Linked DNA regions of Homo sapiens: regions 1, 2 and 4 are each linked to region 3. Evidence: chromatin contacts called from ENCODE Hi-C or POLR2A ChIA-PET data. All regions are on one chromosome and are shown on one strand. Each heading gives the region's core, a stretch centred on a gene start or an enhancer-like site at or near the end of the contact. The rest is flanking DNA. Distances are from core to core; before and after follow the strand shown. Region 1 overlaps EFHC2 (EF-hand domain containing 2). Region 2 overlaps JADE3 (jade family PHD finger 3). Region 3 overlaps MIR222HG (miR222/221 cluster host gene). Region 4 holds the start of RP2 (RP2 activator of ARL3 GTPase).

Region 1 (6,085 bases), core at 324-2,823, 1.5 Mb after region 3:
TTATTTCCCCCTTGCTTGTGAAGCTTAGTTTGGCTGGATATGAAATTCTGGGTTGAAAATTCTTTTCTTTAAGGATGTTGAATATTGGCCCCCACTCTCTTGTGGCTTGTAGGGTTTCTGCAGAGAGGTCTCCTGTTAGTCTGATGGGCTTCCCTTTGTGGGTAACCCGACCTTTCTCTCTGGCTGCCCTTGACACTTTTTCCTTCATTTCAACCTTGGTGAATCTGACAATTATGTGTCTTGGGGTTGCTCTTCTTGAGAAGTATCTTTGTGGTTTCCTCTGTATTTCCTAAATTTGAATGTTGGCCTGTCTTGCTAGGTTGGGGAAGTTCTCCTGGATAATATGCTGAAGTGTGTTTTCCAACTTGGTTCCATTCTCCCTATCACTTTCAGGTACACCAATCAAACGTACGTTTGGTCTTTTCACATAGTCCCGTATTTCTTGGAGGCTTTGTTTGTTCCTTTTCATTCTTTCTTCTCTAATCTTGTCTTCACGCTTTATTTCATTAAGTTGATCTTCCATCTCTGATATCCTTTCTTCTGCTTAATCGATTCAGCTATTGATACTTGTGTATGCTTCACAAAGCTCTCGTGCTGTGTTTTTCAGCTCCATCAGGTCATTTATGTTCTTCTCTAAACTGGTTATTCTAGTTAGCAATTCCTCTAACCTTTTTTCAAGGTTCTTAGCTTCCTTGCATTGGGTTAAAACATGCTCCTTTAGCTCAGAGGAGTTAGTTATTACCCACCTTCTGAAGCCTACTTCTGTCAATTCATCAAACTCATTCTCCGTCCAGTTTTGTTCTCTTGCTGGCGAGGAGTTGTGATCCTTCGGAGGAGAAGAGGTGTTCTGGTTTTTTGGAATTTTCAGCCTTTTTGTGCTGGTTTTTCTTCATCTTTGTGGATTTATCTACCTTTGGTCTTTGATGTTGTTGACCTTCGGATGGAGTTTTCATTTGGACATCCTTTTTGTTGATGTTGATGCTATTCCTTTCTGTTTGTTAGTTTTCCTTCTAATAGTCAGGCTTCTCTGCTGCAGGTCTGCTGGAGTTTCCTGGAAGTCCAATCCAGACCTTGTTTGCCTTGGTATCACCAGTGGAGGCTGCAGAACAGCAAAGATTGCTACCTGTTCCTTCCTCTGGAAGCTTCGTCCCAGAGGGGCACCCTCCAGATGCCAGTCGGAGGTCTCCTTTAAGAGGTGTCAACCCCTGCTGGGAGGTGTCTCCTAGCAGGAGGCACAGGGGTCAGGGACACACTTGAGGAGGCAATCTGTCCTTTAGCAGAGCTCGAGCACTGTGCTGGGAGGTCTGCTGCTCTCTTTAGAGCTGGCAGGAGGAACGTTTAAGTCTGCTGAAGCTGTGCCCACAGCCACCCCTTCCCCCATGTTCTGTGTCCCAGGAAGATGGGAGTTTTATCTATAAGCCTGTGACTGGGGCTGCTGCCTTTCTTTCATAGATGCCTTACCCAGAGAGGAGGAATCTAGAGAGGTAGTCTGGCTACAAAATCATTGCTGAGCTGTGGTGGACTCCGCCCAGTTACAACTTCCTGGCAGCTTTGTTTACACTGTGAGGGGAAAACCGCCTACACAAGCCTCAGTAATGGGGGACGCCCCTCCCCCCACCAAGCTCCAGCGTCCCAGATCGACTTCAGACTGCTGTGCTGGCAGCGAGAATTTCAAGCCATCGGTCTTAGCTTGCTGGGGGGATCCACTGAGCTAGACCACTTGGCTCCCTGGCTTCCACCTCCTTTCCAGGGGAGTGAGCAGTTCTGTCTCACTGGTGTTCCAGGCGCCACTGGGGTATGAAAAAAAAAAAAAACTGCAGCTAGCTTGGTGTCTGCCCAAACAGCTGCCCAGTTTTGTGCTTGAAACCTAGGGCCCTGGTGGTGTAGGCACTTGAGGGAATCTCCTGGTCTGAGGGTTGCAAAGACCATGGGAAAAGCATAGTATCTGGGCCAGAGTACACTGTTCCTCACAGCACGGTCCCTCACGGCTTCCCTTGGCTAGGGGAGGGAGTTCCCTGACCCCTTGTGCTTCCCGGGTGAGGCGATGCCCCACCCTGCTTCAGCTCGCCCTCCGTGGGCTGCACCTACTGTCTAAGCAGTCCCAATGAGATGAGCCGGATACCTCAGTTGGAAATGCAGAAATCACCCTCCTTTTGCATTGATCTCGCTGGGAGCTGCAGACCAGAGCTGTTCCTATTCGGCCATCTTGCCAGCCACCCCCAGAAAAAGATCTTTTGTGCCAGGAATTGAGAATAAATACCAAGAACAGCTAAGAAATGTTTTAAATAATTTCCTTTCAGAGTAGGAACATCATTTTAGCATTTATTCCCTCAGGGAGAAAATTCTTCAATAAATATAGTAATCTTTGGGAAATTAGGAGTTTAATAAGAGGCTTCTATATTGACTTTCATACATTTACTTCTGCAGTGTTTGCTGTCTTGAACTGTAAAGTTAAAATTAAACAATTTAACTTAGACTGAAAAGAATCCCATATATTATCAATAATGCTTTTCTTAGAGGCCTCATAATGCCAAAGAAACATTTTTCAATCAATTGAAATAGTGGTCCCATAATTTCATTTAAATATCAGAGATAAGACTGAAGAGTCTTTGGAAAGCCATCATGTCTCCCCACTGTCTTGGGTTAAGACTGCACCTAGACTGCCCTCGACAGATAGAAATTTCAAAAATTTACAAAAAGATTGTATAACCTGATTTGGGATAACATCTCCCTTGTCAGTGTGCACTTCCTTATATAACAGTCCTATTTGGTTACATCAGATGAAATGGGGGCAGTTTAACTCCACGACAGGGCTGCGAAAGTGCAAATAGAGGGAAGAGTTGCATCAAGAAGACTATGGAACTAACTAGTGGTTCCTGGGACAGAGGACAGCCGAGGCAGAGGCTCTGCAGACCTTAAGACCTTCTCCATTTGCTGTGCTCCTGTTTCTCCGGGGCATTCTTATCCTTGATACCTAAAGCTTTTTGAGCTGAAATAAAACAGTGAATATATTTCTTCCCTTTTACCTTCACAAAAATCTTTGAATGAGTAAGAATTATGAACACATATGAATTTCCCAGTGAAAAGACAAATTATGTATTTGGTTGAGATATAATTAATACGGAGTCAAACATATAAATCTTAAGTATATAGGTCAACAAGTTTTGTAAAATGTGTGCAATTGAGTAACCAACACAAAAATCGAGATGTAGAATATTTTTACCACCTCAGAAAGTTCCTTTCTCCCCATTTCTGGTCAAATTCCCTACCCAGAGGCAATTACTGTTCTGATTTCTGTCACCGTAGATTAGTTTTGTCTGTTCTTAAATAAGAATTTTAAATCTTTTTGAAAAGTCAGTTTTAAAAAATATTAAAGAAGTATAGTTTTTTCTTTTTTTAATCTTTTTTTTTTTTTTTTTTTTTTTTTTTTTTTTTTTTTTTTTTTTTTTTTACAGAGTATTGCTCTGTCACCCAGGCTGGAGTGCAGTGACACAATCTCGGCTCACTGCAACCTCTGCCTCCCAGGTTCAAGGGATCCTCCTGCCTCAGCCTCCTGAGTAGCTGGGATTACTGGCACCTGCCACCGGACCTGGCTAAACTTTTTTGCATTTTTAGTAGAGACAGCCAGGCTGGTCTCAAACTCCTGGCCTCAAGTGATCGACCCACTGTGGCCTCCCAAGGTGCTGAGATTACAGGTGTGAGCCACCCCGCCTGGCCAGAAGTATAGTTTAGTGTATTAATGTTTAATATGAAAAACTTCCTCAAACTTGTTTGTCTCTATTCTTTTTTTTTTTTTTTTTTTTTTTTTTTGAGATGGAGTCTCACTCTGTCGCCCGGGCTGGAGTGCAGTGGCGCGATCTCTGCTCACTGCAAGCTCCACCTACTGGGTTCACACCATTCTCCTGCCTCAGCCTCCCGAGTAGCTGGGACTACAGGTGCCTGCCACCACGCCCGGCTAATTTTTTTGTATTTTTAGTAGAGACGGGGTTTCACCGTGTTAGTCAGGATGGTCTCGATCTCCTGACCTCGTGATCCACCTGCCTCAGCCTCCCAAAGTGCTGGGATTACAGGCGTGAGCCACCGCGCCCGGCCAGTTCTTAAGGTTAAAACTGGTTATAGATGTGTATGTATCTATGTCATAGTTGAAATTAAAAACAAAATCACAGAATAATCTGTAGAAAAATATATCTTTTTTGTTTTCTTTTCTTTTTTTTTTTTTTTTTCGAAATGGAGTCTCACTCTGTTGACCAGGCTGTAGCGCAGTGGTGTGAACATGGCTCACTGCAGCCTTGACCTCCTGGGGTCAAGCAATTCTCCCATCTCAGCCTCCCAAGTAGCTGGGACTACAGGCGTGTGACACCACATCTGCCTAATTTTTTTTTTTTTTTAAGAGTTGTGTTTTTGCCATGTTGCCCAGGCTGGTCTTGAACTCCTGAACTCAAGCAGTCTTCCCGCCTTGGCCTCCCAAAATGCTGGGATTACAGGCATCAGCCACCATGCCTGACCAAAAATATATCTTTATATATTTGTCACTTGATTGTGTATATCTTAGAAGTGATTATGCAAACCCTGCAACTATTATTGACATTTTCTCCATTTGCAGGTTGTAGAACACGTAGAGCCCTTACGTCCCTACGAATCCCTCGACACCCTGAAACAGTTCCTCCAGTATCATGGCAAGATTTTGTGTTTCTTCTGCCTGTGGGATGACTCAGTCTCAATGTTTGGAGACCGTAGAGAACTCATCCTGCATTACTTCTTGTGTGATGATACTATTGAAATCAAAGAATTGCTTCCACACAGCTCAGGCCGAGATGCTCTAAAAATGTTCCTCCGGAGGAGTAAGCTACCCAAGGTGAGCAGTGGATATAACCACTTTGAATTTGCTTGTGGGTCAAGAGACTAGTCACTGTTTGGAATGTTGTGTGTTATGACTATATGATGATAGTAACCATGCACTAGTGCAGGTATTTAGAAACCTTTCATTTTGTGCCCTCTATTAATACACATCTGTGAAAGTAATACAGAGAATATGATCAATTAGAGTTGGAACATTGAAGTTAAGGCAAGTAAAGGAAAAAAGTCAAATGTAAGAAAAAGCACCTATTCATCATTGAGTTCACATCCAGTTTTATGAAACTAAATGACTCCTTAGTAAAAGAATTGCTTGTGGCTTTGGACAGGGCACTGCAGACTACTGAAGAGAGCCCATGGTTTGGTCTGGGTTGTGAATACAAACACACACTTATACACGTGCACCTACATGTGCATGTACACATGCACTCACAAACATACACATGCAAGTTTACAAACCAAAGTGCCTTTTCTGAATGTAGCAACTAGTCACCAACTAGCCACTAGCTAGTGGCAGTGATGACTTTTGCATTTTATTTAACATTAAAAAGAGTTGTCAGATTGATTTCTACAAATATTTATGGCCATTTGAGAGCTCATGTAATTTGGGTGCAGCAGAAACAGCCCAGACCTGGATTAGAGTTGTGAGTCTGCCCCTTAATAGCTGTGTTACCTTGGGCAAATCACTTAACCTCTTTGAGCTTATTTCCCCATCTTTAAAATGTCATAACATAGTAAAAAAAAAAAACCAAAAAAACACCATCTAAGGACCTGTAAACACCTATAAGGACACTTAAGAACATAAAGGCTTTTTCAAAAGCTCTATGTTATATTTTCTTTCTTATTTGGATAAAGTGTCTTCTTAGTGCACATGAAAAGGTTACCATAATGCTAATTTCCGAGGCAAATAACTGCTGGCCATTCAGTCCTCACCGGGAGGCTTTCCCAGATTCTCTGAGCCCACTGCTGGAAGCCCTACTGCGTTTGCTTGGAGGCAGGAGAGGCACAATTTGTCCCAGAGGGAGCCCTGGGATACCCATAGCAGGCAACCAGGAGGTGTCAGAAAAACCTGTTTTTAGAATGACTTTGAAAAATAGGCTGAATATAAAATAATAATGACATACCTGACATTTACAGTGTGCCAACATTAGTTAATTCATTTTATTCATTCATTCAACAAATATTCATTGAGTGCCACCTCTATGCCAGCCCTGGGGTTATAGTAAGAAAG
Region 2 (6,088 bases), core at 2,575-5,074, 1.2 Mb before region 3:
TGCAGTACATTTTCTTAATTTATGTACATATATTCAAAAATTTCAGCTGGGCACGGGGGCTTACGCCTGTAATCCCAGCACGTTGGGAGGCCGAGGCAGGCGGATCACTTGAGGTCAGGAGTTTCAGACCAGCCTGGCCAACATGGTGAAACCCCGTCTCTACTAAAAATACAAAAATTAGCTGGGCATGGTGGCAGTCGCCTGTAATCCCACTTACTCGGGAGGCTGAGGCTGGAGAATTGCTTGAACCCAGGAGGCAGAGGTTGCAGTGAGCCGAGATCGCGCCATTGCACTCCAGCCTGGGCAACAATAGTGAAACTCCGTTTCAAAAAAAAAAAAAAAAAAAAAAAATTTCAACTACCCAGATAAGTCAACTTGGTATCTTAAGAATAAAAAGATATATACATGTACAAAACAAGTCCCTTTAAGATAAAATACCATTTGCAGATAAGACCTCTTAAGAGTAAAGTAAATCAATAAGAGATGCTTTTACTATGAAATACACAATTCTTTCTCCAGATAGAAACTCAAACGATTTAAAAAAACGATTTCCCATTGTTTTATCTGCTGCTGTGAGTTGTTTCCACACTGAAATTTTTACCCACATGTACCCATTATACATTTACAATAACGTTCATGTGATTTAAAGTAATCATCCCAATTTATTAGAAGGAAAAACAACCTTTATCCCAGGTTTTCGTAACAACGTAACATGCCTTATATGTGAGGCATGTAAACCTCACATATAAGGTTAAACACACAGAAATGACCCCAAACTTACTGAGCAAGTTCAAATCCACTGCACACCAACTTTTAATACTGTGCTAACAGAGGGCAGGCACTGTACTGGCCACCAGAAAGAGGACAGACAAGGAAAAAACTGAGAAACCAAGTCCTTTGGCTCCCACAGAGCCAGGGTCACAGGACCAGGTGCACCAAACACTGTGGCTTGGGTGATCACAGCCTAAAACTGTTAACCAATGATGTGTGACAAACCAATTAGAGGGGGGTTTGAGTTAATCCCAAGATCAATCAAATAGGATATGGGTGTGACATGAAGGAGGGTTACTGTTAAACCCTCACCTCTGGTCAGATCAATGCCCATGGCAAAGGAGCAGTCAGACATGGAAGTTAACATACAAGTCAGTACTGACTTTGAAGGCAACAAAAAATGAGGGAAAATGAAATGGCAACAAATTTCCCTGGGGAGAAATCAAAGGGTCTGGTAGATAAATGCCAATACATGTTAAATCCCAAAAAAATGTATTTGGCCTCCCCAGCAGAGGTTCTCAACCCCCATTACACATGGGAATCATATGGAGAACTTACAAAAATCCCAATGTCCAAATTGCACCCATTACCAATTAAGTCAGAATCTCTCTTTTGGAAGAACCAGTTTTTAGATGGATTGCTTTTTCTGTTTTTCTGTTTTTGATTACATTGACTTTTGTTCTTTTATTATTTCCTTCCTTCACTTACTTTGGGTTTATCTTGCTCTTCTTTTTCTAGTTAAAGTGGGAGCTTAGATTATTCATTTGAGGCCTTTCATCTTTTCCTCATATAAGCATTCAGTGCTCTAAATTTCCTTCTTAGCACTCATTTAAGTTACGCCCCACAAGTTTTTCTTTTTGAGATGGAGTTTCGCTCTTGTCACCCAGGCTGGAGTGCAGTGGAGCGATCTTGGCTCACTGCAACCTCTGCCTCCCGGGTTCGAGCAATTCTTGTGCCTCAGCCTCCTGAGTAGCTGGGTGCCTGCCACCACACTCACCTAATTTTTGTATTTTAAGTAGAGACAGGGTTTCGCCATGTTGGCCAGGCTGGTCTTGAACTCCTGACCTCAGGTGATCTGTCCGCCTTGGCCTCCCAAAGTGCTGGGATTACAGGCGTGAGCCACTGCGCCCTGCCACGAGTTTTGATATGGTATATTTTCATCTACATTCAGGCATTCAAGCCACTGTACTGATGAGAAGTGTGACGCTTAGTTTCCAAGTGTTTGGAGAACTTCTTGTAGTCTTTCTGTTTTGTTTTGTTTTTTTCCTTTTTTGAGACAGAGTCTCACTCTGTTGCCCAGGCTGGAGTGCAGTGGCACGATCTCAGCTCACTGCAACCTCCGCCTCCTGGGTTAAAGCAATTCTCGTGCCTCAGCCTCCTGAGCAGCTGGGATTACAGGCATGTGCCACCACGCCCGGCTGATTTTTGTATTTTTAGTAGAGAGGGGATTTCACCATGTTGGCCAGGCTGGTCTCGAACTCCTGACCTTAAGTGATCTGTCCGCCTTGGCCTCCCAAAGTGCTAGGATTAGAGGCGTGAGCCACCACACCCAGCCGTCTTTCTGTTTTTGATTTCTACTTTGATTCTATTATGGTCTGAGAATATACTCTATATGATTTCACTTCTTTTCCATTTGTTGAGGTTTGTTTTATGACCTGGGATGTAGTCAACCTTGGTGAATGTTGCTTGTGCACTTGAAAAGTAAGTATATTATGCTGTTGTTGGGTGAAGCATTCTATAAATGTCAATTAAATCTGGTTGACTGGTGGTGTTATTTCTTCTATATCTTTGCTGATTTTCTGTCTACTGGTTCTATCAATTACTGAAAGAGGGGTATTAACATTCTCAAGCATAATTGTGGGTTTGGGTTTGTCTATTTCTCAATTCAGGTCTGTTGGGTTTTGCTTTGTGTTCTTTGAAGCTCTGTTATGTGGTGCATACACATTTAAAATTGCTATGCCTTCTTGGTGGATCGACCCTTTGTATCATTCTTTTAGTCCCTGGTAATTTTCTTTGCTGTGATATCTAATTATCTGATATTAGTATAGCCACTCCAGTTTTCTTTTGATTGGTGTTTGCATGATATTTTTTTTCCATCCATTTACTTTTTATTTTGAGATACGGTCTTGCTCTGTCACACAGGCTGGAGTGCAGTGGCACAATCGTAGCTCACCATAACCTCCAATTCCTGGGCTCAAGCAATCCTCCTGCCTCAGCCTCCCAGGTAGCTAGGACTACAGGTGTGCACTACTGTGCCTGGTTAATTTTCCATTTACCTTTAAACTCACTGTATCATTACTTTGAATTGGAATAGACTGAAATGTGTCTACTCCATCCTGTCTGGAATGGGAAGTTTGCTCTCTGCACTATTTTTGCAACTCCTGTCTAAATTTATTATCTCAAAATCTCTTAACTCAAAATAAAAAATTAACTCAAAATTTAAAAATTAACTATTAAAAAAGCAAGTATATGATAAAAAGAGCAGTTTATTAATGTTCCTACATATCTGGAAAGTATTAATTTGAGAAAGAGAAAGAATCAACCTATCATTTTGTGAGATTTTCACTTACTGTACTCTTCCAGAGTGAGGAAACAAACAGGCTAAGAAACGGGTAAAACTTACAAGCCTGGGGATAATTGGGAGGCTGACCCCCTATCTGTGGGCCCAGAAGAAAGCAAGTCACTTTGTAACAAGGAAGTATATCTATTTTTCCTCAAAAGATAAATATTCACCACACCTGGTATTCCTGGTTTTGCCTTGGGAGCGGGGAGCTGTTTTCTCAGTCCTTGCATTTTCTAGTCTCCCTGCCTGGATTTTAGTCATTTCACTACTTATTAGCATTCTGAAAGGTTAACAGAATTTAAAATGTGTAACTCGAGAAGAAATAAAAGGCTAATCAGTTAGTTACAACACTTGTTAGTTCTGTAAAAGCAATGATGAGTGAGAAAGCTGGAAAGTACTGACTAAAATATGGCTTTCTGAGAATTAGTTGAGTTCAGTCATTTTTGCTGTTCATGCTCCAGTAGCCGCCCCAGGAAGCCAGATTTGGAAACAGTACCTGAGTCATTTGAGACAAAACAACAAGTTACCCCTGAATTGTTTTAAATGTTAACGAAAGAGATCACTAAAAGATCTAAGTCATGGATGGAACCTAATTACCTCCCCTTGGCCCTAGAAAACCAAAAACATCCAGATAGGAATATGAAACACAGAAGAAAGCAGGTTTTTCCTTTCTATTCATTTCTCCTATTATCTTAGCCCTATTTTAATTATTCTGAGTTAACGCCATTTTACAAAAATGGACAGATAAAAAATTAAACTCAAAATTTTGAAACAAAGACTCTTTGTTGCTGTGTGTGGAAAGTGACCATCTTGTCAAAAAAATACCTGTGAGCCTACAGCATGATTGATTGTTCAATGTGATGAAACTTTCCTGGACCCTAAGCCTCAATATTTTGTTATCTGAAAATCTGCAGTTTAATTTCATCCTTCAAGATCAAAGGCAAATAAATTAACTTGGTCTAGTGATTCCACAAATCTCTAGAGAGCTGCCAGGCAAGGCAGATCCACAGAATAACTCATTAACTTATAATGCTTAAAGCAACTTTGGGAAAACTGTTAGGAATTGAACACAGGCTAAAACTCCTGAAGGCACTCACCAATGTATCTTTCTACACAGTTGACCAGAAAACAGCTAAGCTCTGCTTGACTACTCCAGTGACCAGGAGCTCACTATCTAACAAGCAATTTATTCTAATGTCTAGACAGCTCTAAACATATGGATGATTTTCTATGAACAGAAAAAATCTGCCTTTTAACTTCCAAATTCTGCCTTTATGCTGGATTTCTTTCTGTTAACAGGTTCCAACCTCTCTACCTTTATTCCCAAACCATCTCTTGACCCTACTTCATTTTTCTCTAGCTAATATCCACTTTCTTTCTTTCTTTGCCTTCTCTTGCAAACTCCTCAAAAAGTAGTTTACAGTCTGTAACTCCTTCCTTACTCTCAATCTCTCCTTAATTGCTTCTATCTCACCAGAATTCTTGGAAAAATGTGCATACTTCCCAACCCTCATCTTTAAGTATCTGTATGCTGCATTTGACACGCTGATCACTCTGGCCTTCTTGAAACTACTCCTTTGGCTTCCAGAAGCTTTTTTCAAGTTCCCTGTGTTGCTAACACTTTTTTTCTTCCTCTAACCATCTTGTAGGTGATGGTGGTTCCCTGAAGTGCCCTACCCACATGCTTATGGCTCCCAAAACAAGGTCCTCTGGTCCAGAGCTGGAGATAGAAAGGAAAGGCGAAAGAGACAGGAAGGTAGGAGGGAAAAGCAAAGCAAAGAAGGAAGGAAGAAAGAATAGGAAAGATACATCAACAAAAAGAAAAAAGTCCTGACAACCAGATACATCAAGCTGGAAGACGATCAACACTGAGGAAACTATGTTCTGTTTTCCACTAGTTCTTCCTACCTTCTAACTGGTCTCAGTTGGCACCTTCCTCTATGCCATCACAAAATCTAGAAAAATCTCTGAACTCTTTCCTATATCTTACCCTGGAACATCCAATCAATTATTAAGCCCTGTCAGTTAACCTCTAAAATAATCTTCCAAATCAATGTTCCTTTCCCATCTCAGCTGTCATTTTCTTAGTTTAGGACCTATCTATTTCCTCAAACCTAGAATGCAAGAGCAGTTTCCTAACTGGCTTTAAAAGTCCTAATCTTGTTGTCCCCAAATTTACCCTCCACCCAACTGCCAGAGACCTATCTAAAACACAAATTGGATCATGTGCCTCCACGGTCAAGAGATTTCAATGGCTGTCCTTTGCTCCTAGGATCTTTATTAAGGTCCTCATCAAGGCCAACACAGCCCTCCACAATCAAGCCATGTCTACTTCTGCAGCTTTATCCCTCACCACATTCTGCCCCAGTTTTATGCTCAAACAATGCTGAACCTCTGCAGTTCCTACCTCTAGGCTTTATACCATCCCTTCTCCCAGGAGGACCCTCTTCTTGCTTCCTCACTTTTAAAACATATAAACTAATTCTTATAAGGCTCAGCAAACAGGAGCCTTATCCTTATAAGGCACAGCAAATCTCTTCTAGGATGCCTCCCCTACTATGACTCACCCACACTTTGACAATCAACAGCAGTATGCTCTCAGAGTGGCCTGTGTATAGTACCATCACTAACTTAAAGTATTTTTAACCACTAATATTATCAAATCTCCGAGAATGAGTTCCTACCAGGTATGGACTGGACTTTAAAAATTTTGTAATGGATGTTATTCTTCCTTTATCTCTTTGAAAATCTTCC
Region 3 (6,172 bases), core at 1,080-3,579:
TACAGCAGTGAATAAAGTCCCCGCTCACATGGAGCGGGTAGGCTGATGGTGATGGAACTCATAAGTATACGGCAGGTGTTAGTAAACACTGCGGAGAAAAATAAAGCTGTGTCAGAGAGAGAGTACCTGGGGATCAGGGGTAGAGCGACGTTAACCAGGGCTAATAGGAAGGCCTCTTTGATGTTATTAGGCCAGTGAGGAATCAGCTGTGGGAGTGTCTGGAGGAAGAGGATTCCAGGCAGAGAAAATAAAAAAGTAACTGCAGTAGAGACGGGAGCAGGCTTTGTGTGTCCAAGAGACACATCATGGCAGATCAGGTAGGACTCTGTTGGCCACAGTAAGAAGCTGTTTGGAAGGTAGGAAATGATAACTAGAGAGAGTGAAGATGGTATTCTGAGAGTCTATGTGATTTATTGTAGGGATCCCGGAGAGTCGAGCCCCTTGTGCCTCATAACTGGAGTGTTTACAAGCCGTGTAAGGCCTTCTTGCAGTAAAATGCTACTTTTGTAATTTAAATTATTATGCTATGAAAACCTTAGCAAAGATAGATAAAGTTGAACTATTTGAAGCACAATTACAGCTAAAAAGCGCAAAGTGGGCAATTCTTCCTATCACATCTACTCCTCAGAGAGATGTGGGGTACCTGAATGTCTAACTGTGGAATGTTTTGATTTGATTTAAATTTGCCAAAAACTCATCTTCCATAAGGCATATCTTTGCTGATTTTTGCACTCAGTAACAAGCAGTTTAGAATTTTGAACTGAAGGGATTTTAAATCCATGTTTAAAGTGCTTTCATTTTAAAATAATTCTTAGTTTTATGTTCAGTCAGATGATAAGCTCCTTTTTAAAATTCTGTATGAAAACTTACTGTTTGGTACAGGTTAAGAAGTCTTGTTATACAGTACTTATTTTATTGGAGGTACAAAGAGAGTGTGGAAAAATAAAGGCAATTGGCCAGGTGGGAAGGGTAAAATTGTTTTATGTACCTTTTCTCTTGTAAAGTTGTGTTAAAAACATTTTTGTAATTTCTTAAAGGTAGAGTTGATTGCCATAATTTGATTGCAGCCCCCTGTCATTACTTCACTATTATACTCGGATACTAAATGCCCCTTACTAAATCTAAGGAAATGGGCAAGTTCTGTCATCTGGGAGTTTACATGTTAAGAGACATTGCACGGGTGAGAACAGACATAAAATGTATATGTAATTATATCGACAACATACAGGGCTTAGAAAGGGGCTTGATAGCCTTTTATAGGTGTCGTCCAGGTTTATCTTACTTGAAATACTGCCTGAGACTCTATACCTAATTCTTATCACATAGCCTTTCTATTAGTCAATGATAGATTTGGGTTGGGTTAACCCTCATATTCTTTTAGCAAGGGACCCACCTGCAGAAAAGAGTTATTATTGGTTTTGTCATTTATAGTTTAGTTCAACAAGACCGGATTTCCTCACCGCCTTTGGCTGAAACTGACTGACTAAATCAGTTTCACTTGTGGGGTAGAGAAATGAGTAATTTGGGAACATAGAGTGTTGTGTGGAGGAGAGCTTAGTTTGCTCCTCTTCATCCTCCCCTTAGGTAAGAAGTCTGCATTGAGAGAGGGAGAAAGATTTGGGACATCATGGGGAAACTGACCCCCTTGGGTGAGACACATTGGGAATTAAGAGAAAGATGTAAAAATGGACCAGGAGAGGATGTACAGAAGCCCCAGGGGAGCCAGAGAATTTCTGGTCCTAAGCTCAAGTGTCAGCCTCAGTTCTGCCTAGCATCTTGGACATGCTGTCCCTGCTGGCTTATCTCCTGTAAGACAAGGGGCATACTCCTGACTTACTGAGCATCCCATCTCAGAGGAGCTGGGAGTACAAGGAATTCAGGAATGGACTTTCAAGACAACATCTAACCCGAGTCTTCTGCAGACATTTCTCTACTGAATCTACTTTCTAAGTGTAGATTAGTGTCTAAGAGATAGACATTAAGTTTCTTTTTCTACCAGCCTCTGACCCCCTTGCTTTGAGGAAAACACATGTGTTGTCCACGAAGTGGTGAGTTCTGTTTGGTCCTTCCTCTAAGATTGGTCCGGGGCTTGAGCCGTTTTGCCCCATGTGCTCTGGGATTTCCCCCGGTTGTCCCCCCATATAAGTAGACAACTTGCTGTCTGTGTTCTAAGACCTTCATATTTTTCCCTTTGACTTGAGTCTGTTCTGGAACAATTGTGTGGTGGCTGGGCACTGCAAAATGAGTCAGTTCCTGCAGTTTGGTTACAAGTTCTCAAAAAGTATTTCAGAATGTGGATGTGGTCAGCAGAGTCATTTTCCAGACATCTAAAAGGAAACCCACATCAACTGTAACAATTGAGCTACGAACCGATGGCTCTACACAACCGAATGGGGCCTGCTTTTCCTCAAAGCCTGTAGGTGCCCTCAAATCTAGCATTCTCTATGGATCGGAAAGGAGAATTCATCTTCATGCTTGTAGATCACATTTTATCTGTTACTGTTGACATAAAAAAATGCGATAGAGGTTTTGGCCTTCATCACCTTTTGAATGTGGGCACAAATTTGACATAAGAAATAATTAGTAAAATGGAATCTATGGGATTAGAGTATAATTAGTGCAAAGTGTGAAATGTGGCTTAGGGATAGATGCTTGGGTAATTGAACTAATGCACGAAGGAGAGGTTAAGATGGTTTGGGTACCGATAGAGTACATCGAAATATGCTTATTTGGTTTACTAATAGTCTGAACCTGTGCAGACTTAGCAGCAATACTGATAAAATATCATTAAATCCTTTTCAAGCTTTAAAAGAAGTTCAGATTTGTCATAACATTTGGAGAATATTTTCGCTCCACACAAGTTTTGGAAAATAATCTTTGTGAATTTTTTTATCCTCTTGGGTATCATGAATTGTAAAATTTTGTTGCAGTTCTCAGTTACCAGTCTTGCTCCACTCATTAAAACTGATGGCATTTTCAATAATAAGAAAACAAAATTTAAAAATGGGTAAACGATTTGAACAGACACTTCACCACAGAAGATACGCAAATGGCAGATAAGCACAAGAAAAAATCTTTTCAATGTCATTAGTGAAACACAAGTCAAAACCACAGTGAGGTACTGCTACACACCTATCTGAATGGCTAAAATTTAAGAAGCCAGCCATGCCAACTGTTGGTAAGGATGTGTAGGATTTAGAACTCTCATGTAAAATGATACAAACATGTCAAACATACACCTATCATATGATTCAGCTGTTTCACTCCCAGAGAAAAGAAAGCATGTGCTCACCTGAAGACTCGTACGTGAATATGCATAGTAGTTTTATTAGTAATAGCTAAAAGCTGGAAACAATCCTAATGTCTATCAACAGGTAAATGGATAAACAAATTGTGGTGTATCTGTATGATGGATACTACTCAATAATAAGAAGGAATGAACTATTGATACCTTCAATAACATGGATGACCCTAACCCATGAGAGTCATATCATATGATTCCATGTATACAGAATTCTGGAAAATGTGAAAGCAGATCAGTGGTTACCTGGGGTAGGGGAGATGGGGGTGGCAAGAAAGGGGTTACAAAAAGGCCCGAGAAAACTTCCGGGCTGGTGGATAATTTCTGTCTTGTGTTGATGGTTTCATGGGTGTATATATGTCAAAACTTATCAAATTATACAATTTGAATATGTGCAGTTTATCGTATGTCAGTTATTCCTTAATTCTTAAAAAAAACTTAAAATAAGAAATCATTGTTATAGTAGATGGAAGGCTTTAAAATGCCCTTATTTGGCAAAATCAGCATTTCTTGGGGGGAGGGGGGAACCTGATAGAGTTTTAATGGTTTGAGGACAGAAATACGACCTTCTAGTACAGATGAGAAACCAAAGTTAAACAGTGAACATAATAAATGGGATCTCTTTAGTCCCTTTTGTTTACAAAGCATTTGAACAAGTGGTTCAGGAAGTATCTTTTCCAGCATGGTGGTTCCAGCTGCCTGCCCGACTTCTAAGCATTAGCACTTAAACAAACTTACTGTAGCAGTCTACCGTGCAATGTGGCTAAGACATCCAAAGTTGCTGTGTTCAGATTGCAAAGATAAGACATGAAAATCCCCACTTTCAGATTCTATCATTGTTGGAGAAATAAATCTCTCATATTTACACAGTGCATGAAAATTTATGTATTTCCAGCTGTATTGAGGTATAATTGACAAATAAATTGTATATATTCACAGTGTGCAATATGATGTTTTGGTATATGTATACATTGTGAAAGGATTACCACAATCAAGCTAATTAGCGTATGTATCACCTCACATAGTTATCTTTTGTGGTGAGAACGTTTTAAGATTTTTCTCTCTTAGCAAATTTCAGGTATATGATGTAGAATTATTAACTATAAAGTATTTTCATAAACCTCATCCTGTGAAATCCTTTCAATGGTCCTATTACAGGTAGGATCAGTATTATCCTCGTTTGCTTTGGCAGCAAACTGAGACCCAGAGAAGCCAAGCTACTTGGCCAGGAATACAGAGCCCCCATCTTCTTGCTCAGAAATCACCATTCTAACTACTACACTTTGCTTCTTCCTCAAACTATTGTCATTGAGTGTTTGGCTAAGACTCTTCACTCACCAATTTGTCAGGTAGTTATTAGAGTTCCTTTTTAAAAATATGAGATGTTCAAGATGATAATTCCCTCTAATCCTCTGTTTCCCCGTTTCTAAATGGGTAATAACACAGCCACCAGCTTCCCAAGTTTGTGACCCTTACACGTGGAAGAGTCATGAAAAGTGGGCAACTCTGTGTACCCAGTGGGTGTTGATGTTACTGTGTGACTGCCCTCTTTGTTCCTGGGTTACTGATCACACAGTACTGAGTGGCTTTGCAAACCCAACAGGGAGACATAGCAGTTTAGTTAACATTAGTTGCCCTATAGCTTCCTTCAGAATTGGAAAGTTGCACAATAAGAAATCCTATGTACTGGATTATTTTAAATTCTTCTTTAAAGGACACTAAACCATCATTAGTTGGGTCCCAGAGACTCACCAAACAGAGCTTAGAGGCAGATACCATTGAGGTTTACTTAGCTAACAAGATTGACCCATGTCTGGCATCCTCCTTTTCTCCTTGGTTGTGTTGCCTGTACATCTCTCCTCCTTATTCTTCATCATTTTCGATGGCCTTCTCTCTTCACTAGCCCTCTAACACACTTTAGAAAATGTTTTGTTTTTTTTTTAAATAACTATTTGATGTATTGGCAAAATGAGCAGTTTTCCTGAGAGTTCTCTGTCTGTCCCGACTGGCACTTCTTTTTTTTTTTTTTTTTTTTCTTTTTTCATATATTGATTTCTTTTAAATTAAATTAAATTTTTTAAAATTTCTGTTGGTTTTGGGGGAACAGGTGGTGTTTGGTTACATGAGTAAGTTTTTCAGTGGTGATTTGTGAGATTTGGGTGTACCCATCACCCGAGCAGTATACACTGTACCCAATTTTTAGTTTTTTTTTTTTTTGAGACAAGTCTCACTCTGTCACCCAGGCAGGAGTGCAGGGGTGCAATCTCGGCTCACTGCAAGCTCCGCCTCCCGGGTTCATGCCATTCTCCTGCCTCAGCCTCCTGAGTAGCTGGGACTACAGGCACCCGCCACCACACTCGGCTAATTTTTTGTATTTTTAGTAGAGACGGGGTTTCACCGTGTTAACCAGGATGGTCTCGAGCTCCTGACCTTGTGATCCGCCCACCTTGTCCTCCCAAAGTGCTGGGATTACAGGCGTGAGCCACCACGCGCAGCCCCAATTTGTAGTATTTTATCCCTCACCCGCCTCCCACCCTTTCCCCGAAGTCTCCAAAGTCCATTGTATCATTCTGGCACCTCTAAAACCAGACATGATTTGTTTTCTTGACTTCGGCTTGAGAGTTCCAATTTCTAACTCTAATGGACTTTAATCTTAGAAAATCAGGGGATATAATCATATGGTAGTGCAAAGAGTATCAAATTTTGTCTAAGGATGACAATCAAAGGGAGCCCTATTTTTTTGTTTTGTTTTTCATCAAATCCTCGAATTTATTCCATCCCTAATTCCGTGGTCCTTCATGGCATTCATAGGGGCAGCTGTGAAGAAAAGTGGTAATGTACCTGACGACTCTCTCCTGTCGGTGTCAGGGT
Region 4 (6,074 bases), core at 1,602-4,101, 1.1 Mb before region 3:
TTTGTTTTTACATGTAAAAGTCTTACAAGTTGAATGGTAATTGTCTGATATAACTTTAAAACTGTATATGCTATAATCCATAACCACATTCCAGAAGCCTAAACTTTTAATATAAATCATTTCTATTAATATGCATGCATCATATCTCATTTATGTTCTCTGGGCTGTATTTGCAATCTGTTCCTTTTAAGGTACAACTGAAATCTTCTAGGAGCAAGCAAGGCCATGCTCAGTAAACGTATCATTGGACTAATACAGAACATTTGCACACTAGCCCAAATTAACCTCACGGGAGGCAAGGAACTAGGAAAAAATATTTTATTTATTTATTTTTTTTTTTTGGAAACAGGGTCTCACTCTGTTGCCCAAGCTGGAGGGCAGTGGCCCGATCATGACTCATTGCAGCCTCTAAGTCCCAGGCTCAGGTGATCCTCCCACCTCAGCCTACTGAGTAGCTGGGACTACAGGTGTGCACCACCATGCCCCACTAATTTTTGTATTTTTAGTAGGAATGAGGTTTCGCCATATTGCCCAGGCTGGTCTGGAACTCCTGGGCTCAAGAGAGCCACCAGCCTTGGCCTCCCAAAGTCCTGGGATTACAGGCATGAGTCACCATGCCTGGCCCTAGAAAAAAATATTTTAAATTGTATAAAATTTAACAAGCTATCAAAATGAGGCAACTTAGAAAGAATTCCTAGTAATTCCAAAAGAAAAAAAAACTAAAAAGAAAAAGCTATGTTGGGAAATGTGGTATCTGCATTGTCTCAAAATGTAAGCTGGTAATTCTCTTCAACAGTCCAAAATATTTTAAAACTGGGGTTTTTTTCAGAATGCTCATTTGGTTAGAAATTCTCATTTTGATTGGCTGAGTTGATCAAGATTTTAACTTTTATTATACACACACTCAGAAGCATGAGCTTATTTTATATATCCAATAACATCTCTTACAACTCTACAACTACAGAACTTAGTAGTGTTCTCAAAAAAAAAGGTTCTCTGTAAGCTCAAAACAGTTTCTACAATTGAAAGTTTATTACACACTCATTTGTGGGGAAAAAGCTTAGATGTTGGTGTCCAATGTTATATTTCTCAATGCATTTACTTAGCCAATGGGCAAAAGAAGAAAAAAAATCACAGGACACACACACTTATCTAAAAGAAGGATTAACATGAGAAGTCCTAACTAACCTGAATATTATGTTAATAAACATTAACTGTAAAACAATTTATTGTGAAACGATGAGTCATAGGCAGCCAAGACTACTATAAATAAAAAAGGCATTTTATTTAGTTTAGATTTAGCCTGAGTTCAAAAGAAAAAACTAAAATAAAAATGAAATATGCAACTTTCTCTAAGGCAGACAATTCAAGCTAAAAGAACATTGTTAGAAAGCCAAAGGCTGAGGAAAACAATATCTTTTAAAAACCGCCCATCAGATAACTTTAAATGGCAGGTGCAATCTTCTTGTGAAATAGAAAGCATAGTACTTTCTTCCCCTACATTATAAAATGCTACTATCGAGTATGACTAACAGAGAATAAAGGTACCATGTGACCCAAGAAGGGTGTGTATGAGAAGTAGGGGCAGAAAGACGGGGCTGAGAAAAGCTGCAAAAAGCTTTCAATTTCCTAACTCTGACTCTTAGAGACCAGAGCTTACCTGAATACATTCTGCTGGGGATTGGAAATCATGCAGAAAGGTCTGTGATTCCAAAACGTTAATACATTTATTATAAAGTAATCTTGGGTAAAGATATGTTGCCTTAAGCAAAGAGTTAACTGTTCATAATACCCATTTGAAAAATCTCTCATTTTGTTTGGGAGAAATAATTGATAAGTCCATCAAAGTAGTTTAGTAAGCACAAATGGAGAACTATGTAGAAAGAGGAACTATTATGAAATGTATGACCGAGTGTGTTTTGTGTAAGACTAATGGAGGTTTTCAAAGGTTTTTCGTTTCTGGCTATATACAAAAATAAAAATAAGGGCGTTTTCATTCATTTAAACCAGCAGTAAAATACTGCCTGGTTTATGCCGCTTATTTTCACCTTACAGTCTTAATACACATTCCAAGACTGATGCGATATTCATTATTTCTTTCGGATAACTGGAAGAGGAGGGGGAGTAAAGCTGTACATTAAACAGTCCACTTGGTAATTGAGAAAATTCAGCAGTGAAATATATCATGAGGCACCAAAGAGATTTGCCGGGGAGGGCAGACAAAAGAGAAAACAGCCACAGAACATTAAGCCCCGGAAGAGATGAGAATCGGTCCCATATACGTAACTCGACGACTGGACAAAACCCCGCTTGACGCTGCCGGTGGGTGAAACGAGGTGATTTGAGATTCAGGGCGTTCTCGGCTCTTTCCCTCTCTCGAATCGATCATCTCCAACAGGAAGTCAGAGCAAGGCAGGGTTCGGAGTCAGAGAAAGCTCCCGGGGGAGTCTGTCTACCACGACAACAAACTCCTAAGGCTCCTTCCGGAGCTCCACAGCCCTCTGGGCGGCCTCTCTAGCGCTGTACTTCACGTCCCCGCTCCCCAAAAAAGTCGTGCACCCCGACTTCAGCTATCCGCGTTCAAGAGAGTGCGGCAGCAGTTGGGTCGGCCCCCTCAGCGGTCCCGGGCCGTAAGGGACCTGGCGGAGCGGCTCAGGGAGGCTGAGACGGCGGCTACACGACTTTCATTACCTTCTCGCGCTGATCCCAGCTGTACTGCTTTGGCCGCTCCTCCTCGTTCTCGGGCCGCGACTCCTTGTCAGCCTTCCGTCTCTTGGAGAAGAAGCAGCCCATGGTCCCAGCCCGCGGAGCTCGTTGGCCAGCTCACTAGCTCAGGCACTTCCTAGAGTGTGGCGTGAACCCTGGGAACCCCGGCCTCGCAGCTCTCCGGACAACGCCCCGCGGAACCGCCCAACGGTCCGCAGCCTTAGTTTGCCCGCCAGGCCCAGCACCCCTTCCCCTTTTTCGTCGCCCTGACGACCCAGCGCAGCCAATGAACGCTCAGCGCCTGTTGAGCCAATCAAAGCCTCTCGAGCAATCCTGCGCGGCCTATGAAGAGAGGCCGACATACCCACATACCAATCCACGCCTGGCTCCTGCGACAGCCCCTGGCGGCGGGGCGGGCCGGCTCTGGCGCAAGCACGGACAACCCCGCCCACAGCTGTGGCACGGACCGCCCTCGGCCCCGCCCCTCCTGGAACTTGGTGGGTTCTCTAGCTGGTGGGAGGCCAGGCTCGGTATCCGGGTTTTTTTTGCCCCTGATTCATAAATTTGCAAGTTCAAGGCGCGGGAGAGATCTCTAGTTGAACATTAGATTTATCTTATGATGAAAGTTGTGAGGGACAGAAATTCCCGCTGACACAAGAAGACCCTGAAATTTGTATTTCTAAATCCTCTTCTCCCCTCATCACCCTTCCTACCGCCCTCTCATCGCCTGGCCAGGGTCACCCCCTCAAGAATTGTACCCCATAACCTCCCAATCCTCTTCTGTGCTCTTTCTTTCTTTCTTTCTTTCTTTCTTTCTTTCTTTCTTTCTTTCTTTCTTTCTTTCTTTCTTTTTCTTTCACAGGGTCTCGCTATGTCACTCAGGCTGCAGTGGCACAATCATAACTCACTGCAACCTTGCAACTTTGCAACCTTGACTTCCTGGGCTCAAGCGATCCTCCTGCCTCAGCCTCCTTCCTGAGTAGCTGGAACTACAAGCAAGCACCACCATGCCCACCTATTTTTTTTTTTTTTTACTTTTGTAGAAATGGGGTCTTGCTATGTCGCCCAGGCTGGTCTTGAACTCCTGGGCCCAAGCGATCATCCTGCCTCAGCCTCTCAAGGTGCTGGGATTACAGGCAGGACCCACCGCACCCCAGGCTGCTTCTGTGTTTTCTTAAGACTTTCACATATGGCTCTAAAATTGCACAAGTACTTAGTAAAATAGTTAATTGTGTATTGTTTCCCTATTTGAACTGTGACTTTCTTGAGATCAAAAAGGTATATCTTTTTTTTTTTTTTTTTTTTTTGATGGAGTTTTTGCTCTTGTCGCCCAGGCTGGAGTGCAGCAGTGCCATCTCGGCTCACTGCAACCTCCGCCTCCCGGGTTCAAGTGATTATCCTGCCTCAGCCTCCAGAGTAGCTGGGACTGCAGGCGCCTGCCACTACGCCCGGCTAATTTTTGTATTTTTAGTAGAGACGGGGTTTCACCATGTTGGGCAGGCTGGTCTCGATCTCCTGACCTCAGGTGATCTGCCCGCCTCGGCCTCCCAAAGTGCTGGGATGACAGGCATGAGCCACCGCGCCTGGCCTAAAAGGTATGTCATAAAGGGCATGCAGGGCCGGGCGCGGTGGCTCACGGCTGTCATCCCAGCACTTTGGGAGGCCGAGGCGGTAGGATCATGAGGTCAGGAGATCGAGACCATCCTGCTCAACACAGTGAAACCCCGTCTGGTGAAACCCCGTCTCTACTAAAAATACAAAAATTAGCCGGGCGTAGTGGCGTGTGCCTGTAGTCCCAGCTACTCGGGAGGCTGAGGCAGGAGAATTGCTTGAACCCAGGAGGTGGAGGTTGCAGTGAGCCAAGATGGCGCCGCTGCACTCCAGCCTGGGCGACAGAGGGAGACTCTGTCTAAAAAAAAAAAAAAAAAAAAAAACCAGAGCCGGGGGGGGCGGGCACGGTGGCTCACGCCTGTAATCCCAGCACTTTGGGAAGCCAAGGCGGGCGGATCACAAGGTCAGGAGTTCGAGACCAGCCTGGCCAATATGGTGAAACCTCATCTCTACTAAAAATACAAAAATTAACCGGGCATGGTGGCGGGCGCCTGTAGTCCCACCTACTCGGGAGGCTGAGGCAGGAGAATAGCTTGAACCCAGAAGGCGGAGGTTGCAGTGAGCCGAGATGGCGCCACTCCACTCCAGCCTGGGCGACAGAGCAAGACTCCGTCTCAAAAAAAAAAAAAAAAAAAGGCAGTGGGGAGGAAAGCTGAGGGGAGGGATGTACCTTTGAATCTCCTACACCTGGCCCAAGTCCATACTAGGTGCTCAATACAACGTTTGTCAAATGAATGAATGCATGCATGGGTGCTAGTGAAGGAAGCATTTATAAACTTCCCCCATCCCTTCCCAAAGAAAGTGACCAAACTGTGGGGGTGGGAGGCATGTGGATTTATGGTAAAGGGGTTCTCCTCATGGAGTTTATAGCCTCGTTGAGGACATAAGCATTGCATATGAACGATCAGATCTGTTCTAAGCAAATGGCATAGGGTTCGTCAGAATATATTTAAAGATATATACACTAAATATAAACATTTGTTATACTTGGGTCGAATTTTACTGCAATACACATGCATTGCCTATGTAATAGAAAAGAAAGGTAAGTCAGTTTCTCTGAGAAACAGTATTTTGACATCTCAGTAGGATATCAAATGCTGATCACTTCAGGTTCAAATTTGGTTATCTTTTAAATTTCCCATACTTATTCACATCTAGTTTGTATCCTAAATGAGCCTCTGACTTTTTTTTTTTTTTTTTTTTTTGAGACAGAGTCTCGCTTTATCACCCAGGCTGGAGTGCAATGACATGATCTCAGCTCACTGCAACCTCCACCTCCCAGGTTCAAGCAATTCTCCTGCCTCAGCCTCCCGAGTAGCTGGGGCTACAGGCGCACAAAACCACACCTGGCTAATTTTTGTATTTTTAGTAGAGACGGGGTTTCACCATGTTGGCCAGGCTGGTCTCGATCTCCTGACCTCAGGTGATCCACCCACCTCGGCCTCCCAAAATGTTGGGATTACAGGCGTGAGCTACAGTGCCCGGCCGACTTAATTTGAACATAAAGAATGTTCCCCTTTTTACTTCCCGTCCTTTATTGCACAATCGGGAAGAAAAGTACATGTGCTTAAGTATTAGAAATTACTGCAAATTTAAGTTCCAGATCTTAGGCAATAGAGTCTTTACCCAGTGCACACTTTTTCTCCTTCAGAGTGAGATGAAAGTTTTATGTGAAGATGTTTTTGGATAAGACCCTCATTCGATATTTTATAATCTATTATTATATTTATAATCTATGGTCTATGATTATAAAACAT

The links. A loop is a pair of places that touch in the nucleus more often than their neighbours do. ChIA-PET counts read pairs that join two places held with the same protein, here RNA polymerase II (POLR2A). Pooled maps may share reads with other maps.
Region 1: a loop to region 3 is called in a map with no recorded cell type, with 4 times the contacts of the local background. The contact joins two enhancer-like sites. A Hi-C loop is called at or near these places in 1 of 37 single-sample maps with no recorded cell type and 3 of 50 pooled maps. POLR2A ChIA-PET finds 5 or more read pairs at or near these places in 1 of 52 experiments (activated naive CD4-positive, alpha-beta T cell).
Region 2: a loop to region 3 is called in a map with no recorded cell type, with 17 times the contacts of the local background. The contact joins two enhancer-like sites. A Hi-C loop is called at or near these places in 6 of 37 single-sample maps with no recorded cell type and 4 of 50 pooled maps.
Region 4: a loop to region 3 is called in a map of CD8-positive, alpha-beta T cell, with 6 times the contacts of the local background. The contact joins the promoter of RP2 here to the enhancer-like site in region 3. A Hi-C loop is called at or near these places in 1 of 168 maps with a recorded cell type or tissue (CD8-positive, alpha-beta T cell), 2 of 37 single-sample maps with no recorded cell type and 5 of 50 pooled maps.

What each region holds. Positions count from the first base shown.
Region 1 is chrX:44,248,964-44,255,048 of GRCh38, reverse strand. It overlaps EFHC2 (EF-hand domain containing 2), which reads left to right. Exons shown (of 15, transcript NM_025184.4): 5 at 4,604-4,855. Among named protein-coding and RNA genes, the nearest start is that of EFHC2, 92 kb to the left of the region's middle. RefSeq lists enhancers at 731-1,583, 1,584-2,437. Within about 2 kb of position 1,573, at least 14 of the 41 ENCODE cell types and tissues checked have a DNase peak (open chromatin) inside an H3K27ac peak, as active enhancers do.
Region 2 is chrX:46,965,372-46,971,459 of GRCh38, reverse strand. All of the region lies in intron 1 of JADE3 (jade family PHD finger 3), which reads right to left. Among named protein-coding and RNA genes, the nearest start is that of JADE3, 56 kb to the right of the region's middle. Within about 2 kb of position 3,824, at least 2 of the 41 ENCODE cell types and tissues checked have a DNase peak (open chromatin) inside an H3K27ac peak, as active enhancers do.
Region 3 is chrX:45,754,573-45,760,744 of GRCh38, reverse strand. It overlaps MIR222HG (miR222/221 cluster host gene), which reads left to right. Exons shown (of 2, transcript NR_170290.1): 2 at 1-6,172. Among named protein-coding and RNA genes, the nearest start is that of MIR222, 11 kb to the right of the region's middle. Within about 2 kb of position 2,329, at least 12 of the 41 ENCODE cell types and tissues checked have a DNase peak (open chromatin) inside an H3K27ac peak, as active enhancers do; they include CD8-positive, alpha-beta T cell, where a contact is called at or near this core.
Region 4 is chrX:46,833,820-46,839,893 of GRCh38, reverse strand. It overlaps RP2 (RP2 activator of ARL3 GTPase), which reads right to left and starts at 2,851. Exons shown (of 5, transcript NM_006915.3): 1 at 2,692-2,851. The coding sequence starts at 2,793. RefSeq lists an enhancer at 2,720-2,859 and a silencer at 3,170-3,249.